Linked DNA regions of Homo sapiens: region 2 is linked to region 1. A link is an interaction called in ENCODE POLR2A ChIA-PET data of the cell type or tissue named here. Cell type or tissue: A673. All regions are shown on one strand. Links, peaks and the distances in the headings refer to the core of each region. The heading gives the core; the rest is flanking DNA. Region 1 overlaps CBX3 (chromobox 3). Region 2 overlaps LOC105375199 (a long non-coding RNA gene).

Region 1 (2,899 bases), core at 400-2,899:
CAACAACTCTTCCAACGCTACTTTCAAAACAAACATATCAAACTTGATTTTCATTAGGATGTAGTTATTTTGTCACACTAGTAAATCAAAATCTAAGACCCAATTTTTATATATATATATAAATATATATAAAAGAACAATGTGAACAATTATTGAGCTTCATCTTCTGGACAAGAATGCCAAGTTAGTCTCTCTTCATAAAAAGCAATTACAATTTGAGGACACTTCATATTTGCCTCTTTCGCCAGCACCAAGTCTGCCTCATCTGAATCTTTCCTGTTTTAAGAAAAAGAAAAATTCAGTTACAAGTCGAAGTTGTTCATGTCAACCGACAGCCATTCATTTAAGAAATAATAGTCCAAACAAAAGGTATTGAAGTGCTCCAGGAGAGTTATGTTACTTGTTGCTATGTTCTAATAAACTTCATTTTCAAAACAGGCCACAGTTTGCTGACCCTTGCTTTAAAACACTACTAGTAAAAGTAACCAGAATCATCCTCTCAGCAGATAGTTTTTCCCTACCTAATGATGAAAAACCATTTCACAAATTAAAAAAAAAAAGCTACTCTTACTTTCAAATGTAACAATCTCTGCATACTCACCATTTCATGAGAAACATCAATTCTCCACTGCTGTCTGTGGCACCAATTATTCTTTCAGGATCAAGACCTCTGGCAAATCCTCTTGGTTTGTCAGCCTGTTTAGAAGACATTTTTTCATACAGCAAACTCAGAGTATTAAATTGTTTTCATGGCGTATTTTAAATAAAAACATTCCAATAGTGAGATGGAAATGACTAGAGCAAGAACCCATATTTGGTAATTAAAAACATCTGATTTCCATTAACTTTACAAGCAGAAAAACCTGAGTTTGATACTCAACGTAGAATACTTAAAATTTCTGAAAACATTCAGAATAAAAAGTCAAGAAAATTACTGCGTTCAATGACACCAAAGTCAGAGTTGTGTGGGCATACAGAAAAACTAACCTCTTTATTTCTGGTAATAATAAAGTCTTGAAAGTTAATATATTTCAAATGACTTCCAGGAATTAGTCTGAATTACTGACACATTTTAAAAGCATAAACAAAACACAAACGGTAAGAAATATTAAAAATGTTAAAACTCATACCAACTATCTGTAATCATTCTAAATGATAGTAAATGTTAGAACAAACTTGTGTAACCTGTGGCCCAGGATGGCTTTGGAGGCCCAACACAAATTTGTAAACTTTCTTAAAACATTGAAACTTTCTTGCGATTTTTTTTTTTTTTTTTTTTAGCTCATCAGCTATGGTTGGTATTAAGTCTATTTTATGTGTAGCCCTCGACAATTCTCCTAATGTGGCCCAGGGCTGCCAAAAGATTGGACCCCCTGCGCTAGAAAGTACTTAATATAAACCAGTGGCTCTCAAAATGTGGTCTACGGATTCACTGGGGATTCCAGAGTCCTTTTTGGGAGGGGGTTGTGTAAGGCCCCCTTTTTTCATCTATTTGTGACTTTGGATTGTCTTCATATACCTCCACCAAAATGATCCGCCACAGCAATCAAATGTGTTTAAGTAAAATTGCCTTAAGACACATGTTGAATATCTGTAAAAATGTAAAATGCTACTCTTCTCAGCTTTTTTAGAAAAGTCATTTTAGAAATTTGTTTTAATTTCTACTGTTAGTATTGATAATTATAACCCATATAAACAAAAGCTCTCTGGGGATCCTCAATAATTTTTTTAGAGTATAAAGAGGCCCTGAGACCAAAAAAAGTTTGAGAACCAATGATATCAATAAATCCTTTATTCCTGTCAGAGTTTTACATCAATGTCACAAGCTCTGGAGTCACACTGCCTGGGTGAGAATGATGGACCTACCCCACTTACGAGCTGTGTGGCTTTGGGCAAGTTAATTAACCTCTTTGTGGTTTAGGTTAATAAAACAGAATTTTAGTATCTACTGCACAGATATTTCACAGCACATTAAAAGCAAATAATTTGGCACACAGTATAGCACATGCTAAGGACTCAATAAGTGTTGTTAAAGTTGTGCCTGATTTATTATTTAATAATTTTTTGAGACAAGGTCTTGCTCCGTTGCCTAGGCCAAAGTGCACTGGCATGATCACAGCTCACTGCACCTTGAACTCCCAGGCTCAAGCAATCCTTCTGCCTCAGCCTCCCAAGTAGCTGAGACTACAGGAGGTGTCCACCACGTCTTGCTGATTCTTTTTTTTTTCTTTGTAGAGATGGGGTCTCACTATGTTGCCCAAACTGGCCTCCAACTCCTGGGCTCAAGCGATGTTCCTGCTTTGGTTTCCCAAGGTGCTGGGATTATAGGTGCGAGCCACCGTGCCTGGCCAAAACTGCTTCTGTTGAGCATGTGATTTATTTTCAAAACCAAATTTGTAGTCAATCTCGTTTCCTCATCTGTAAAATAGTGATTATACCTATGACCTTATACAGAGTTGTCTTGAAGGTTGTACTTGGCTTCTAGTTCAAATGATCAAGTTTTAAATCATGTTTAGTGCCTGAGCCTAGAACCTAATTCAGCACCAAGATGTTTCCCCAAATTGCCACACTAGGTCAGTAGGCAAGACAAGTATAATCTGTTTTACAATCAAGGGTGTAAGTAAGAAGTTACCTGATTTGCCTGACGCCACAGAGACATAAGTAAAGCAAAGACTGGACCAAAACACATGTATAGTGAATGAACTGAATGTCTCAATTCATGCCAAGAAAAGTGTTTAACTATTATCAAAGATTACAGACTTCAAAATCAAGGTATTGTTTGGCAATACAAAGATGACATGCAAGTACTTTTCGGTGGTCAATGCCATTGATGGACTATAATCAGAAAGTTCTATTTGCGTTGTTCTTACTGTAGTGCAAAGGCTTTCGATAATCCAAT
Region 2 (2,922 bases), core at 106-2,605, 100 kb after region 1:
TATGGGTAAAATTTTCGTTCTTTGATGTGGCTTTCTTGTTTTGTTTTTCATTTTGTCCCTGAGGTGGCAGCCTCATCCTTTCATGCTAGTGCTGGCTCTATGATGAACCACCAGATTCTGAAATTTTCCCCCTACTTTTCTGTAGTAGGAGCTTATCCCAGCTGAGCTGGCCTCACTCTTGCATCCGAAGGAGTCACGTAGAGCTTTCAGAGCAATTGTTCTCCGAATAGAGTTCCCAACTCAAAACTTAATAGCAAATGGAAGCTTCTTTGGTCTTGTGCTGATAAAGACTCTTTCAGCCTGGATGAACAATAGGGAAATGATTTACTAAATTAGGGCCAACAATACGCTGATATACCCTTTGTAAAAAATTGTGATTATGAAACTTATAGGAGAAAATACCTGCCATAATCATAAATGAAAGCAGCAGATGAACAGATCACATATACATCATGAATCTAATTTTGCAGAAACAAAAGGGGGACATATTGATCAGCCAGCTTTTAGAGTGATTTGGTAAATTGGGTATTTGGGTTTTTCCCAAACATTATCTTAATTTTGGCATTACATGAATGTATTGTATTAAAAAGTTAAAAAGGAAGCAGTAAAAATTGTGAGATCCTAATATGAAAAAAGAAAATATGTTTTCTTGTTTCCCTTTAATGTCCTGATATGAAGAAGGGAAGTGCCCAGGCTCAAGGTCACGCATAGCTAAGAAAATCAAGACAGAATCATAGTGCAGAAATGACTCTTTGATTGCACTTCTGGGCACACAAATGGGGATTCTGCCGTGGCAAGGTTGGGCACAACTATGAGTATAAAATCCCATTATGGATGGATTCCACTTGGAACTTCCTAATGGACGGTGGCCACCATGGTTTGAGTTTATATCAGCGTGACTGGCCCTGCTGCTCATTCATCATTTACAAGTGCTCTGCCTCACCGTGTCTTGATACAAGGCCCAATTATTCTCTAGGTTGATATAAATTATTTGTTATTGGGGGACAATGGTTTAGCAACTTAGGGAAAGCTTTAGAAAATTCTCCTTGAATGTCCAGAGAGCTTGGACTCTGGGAAATCTGATTGGTGACCATTGTTGGGAGTAGATTTGCCTCCTTTCATTCCCTTACACATTTTATCTCTCAGCTAATATGGTAACCAGCACTGCTCTCTGCTCATTAATTGCCAGGCATATCAGGTAAGGCCCAGTCTTCCTCAATTTCTTTCTTCCTATTCTAAAATAAATAATGCCCAGGGGTTATTCTATTTCTGCCTCTTTCCAGGTGTGACTTTGTCTACGTAGGTAGATATAGCACTATCATCCGTTTGGCTAGTGCTAAACCACTCTGCTGCTTTGCTGACTGCTGCAGAAGCCTTGCCTCGACTAGAATACATCCTCTTGTCTCACCTGTACAGTGTCCTTTGGGAAAAGTGGGTCTTCATAAGATGACACTTGAAACCTTCCTACTTTGGTCAGTTCAGAGAATGACTAGATGGGGAGAGAAGTCACCAACTCTGAGGTTTTGTGAATTAGCAGCTGAGAGATTACTTATATTGCAGGGAAAAGTAAAACCATGAAGGTTGAATTGGAAAAAGAGCAGAACTTTGGGAAAATGTGATATGTAGGGACATTTTTTGCAACCAACTTTTAGTCACATAATCAACCTTCAGCAAAAAGCTGAGACTAGCAATGAAAGGCATCAATGGAGAAATTCCAGGAAATGATTGGCAAGGAAAAATCTCAGTAAAAGCAGTAAAGAGCACTTGTCTGAAATTTGAAAAATCTGAATTTTCTTTTTTTTTTTCCCTCGGGAGAAAGGGATTATAAAATTAAACCAGTTAGGCAGGGGCTCGGTGGCTCATGCCTGTAATCCCAGCACTTTGGGAGGCCGAGGTGGGCAGATCACATGAGGTCAGGAGTTCGAGACCAGCCTGACCAACATAGAGAAACCCTGTCTACACTAAAAATACAAAAATTAGCCAGGCATGGTGGTATGTGCCTGTATAGTCCCAGCTATTTGGGAGGCTGAGGCACGAGAATGGCTTGAACCCAGGAGATGGAGGTTGCAGTGACCCAAGATTGTACCACTGCACTCCAGCCTGGGAGACAGAGCTGACTCTGTCTCCAAAAAAAAAAAAAAAAAGTTCGTAGAAAAGTGGTATTAAAAGATGAAAAATATAAACTTTATAAACTTTATTTCTCAACGTAAACTCCATCAAATTCAAGACATCTTTGTAAGTGATGACACCAGCCATTTAGTCCATTTCTAAAGAACTGAGGGTCCTGGGAATTTAACCATTTCAATGCTGTTTTTTTTGTTTGTTTTTTTTTTTTACATTATCAACTGAAGAAAAATGGATGCCCTTTAAATTTTTATTTATTTATTATTTTTTGAGACAGGGTCTCACTCTGTCACCCAGGCTGGAGTGCTGTGGCATGATCTCTGCTCACTGCAACCTCTGCCCCCCGGGCTCAGGTGATCCTCCCACTTCAGTCTCCTGAATAGCTGGGACTATAGGCTCCCAACACCACACCCAGCTAATGTTTTTGGTATTTTTTGTAGAGTTGGGGTTTCACCACATTGCCCAAGCTAGTCTCGAACTCCTGGACTCAAGCAATCCACCTGCCTTGGTCTCCCAAAGTGCTGGGATTACAGCATGAGCCACCACACCTGGCCTAAATTTTTTCTTAAGATTAGAAAATTAAGAAGGTCAGAAGGAGCCAAATCAGGACTGTAAGATGGATGCCTAATGATTTCCCATTGAAACTCTAGAAAAATTGCCCTTGTTTGATGGGAGGAATAAGCAGGAGCACTGTTTTGGTGGAGAAGGACTCTCTGATGACACTTTTCTGGGTGTTTTTCTGTGGAAGCTTTGGCTAACTTTCTCAAAATACTCTCATAATAAGCAGATGTTATCATT

Evidence for each region. ChIA-PET counts read pairs that join two places held together with the same protein. Peaks named below come from ENCODE experiments on the same cell type or tissue, not always from the same donor. Only the 100,000 strongest peaks of a DNase experiment are listed, where the experiment ranks them.
Region 2: POLR2A ChIA-PET joins it to region 1 with 7 read pairs; 6 of 35 experiments call an interaction of 5 or more read pairs at or near these places.

The regions. Positions count from the first base shown.
Region 1 is chr7:26,209,459-26,212,357 of GRCh38, reverse strand. It overlaps CBX3 (chromobox 3), which reads right to left. Exons shown (of 6, transcript NM_016587.4): 5 at 602-696; 6 at 1-276. The coding sequence ends at 150. Among named protein-coding and RNA genes, the nearest start is that of CBX3, 9.2 kb to the right of the region's middle. In A673, for the core only: no CTCF peak of the experiment used is centred there; no DNase peak of the experiment used is centred there; H3K27ac peaks cover 939 bases.
Region 2 is chr7:26,109,543-26,112,464 of GRCh38, reverse strand. The region is part of intron 1 of LOC105375199 (a long non-coding RNA gene); the gene reads left to right. All of the region lies in intron 1 of LOC105375198 (a long non-coding RNA gene), which reads right to left. Among named protein-coding and RNA genes, the nearest start is that of NFE2L3, 41 kb to the left of the region's middle. In A673, for the core only: no CTCF peak of the experiment used is centred there; no DNase peak of the experiment used is centred there.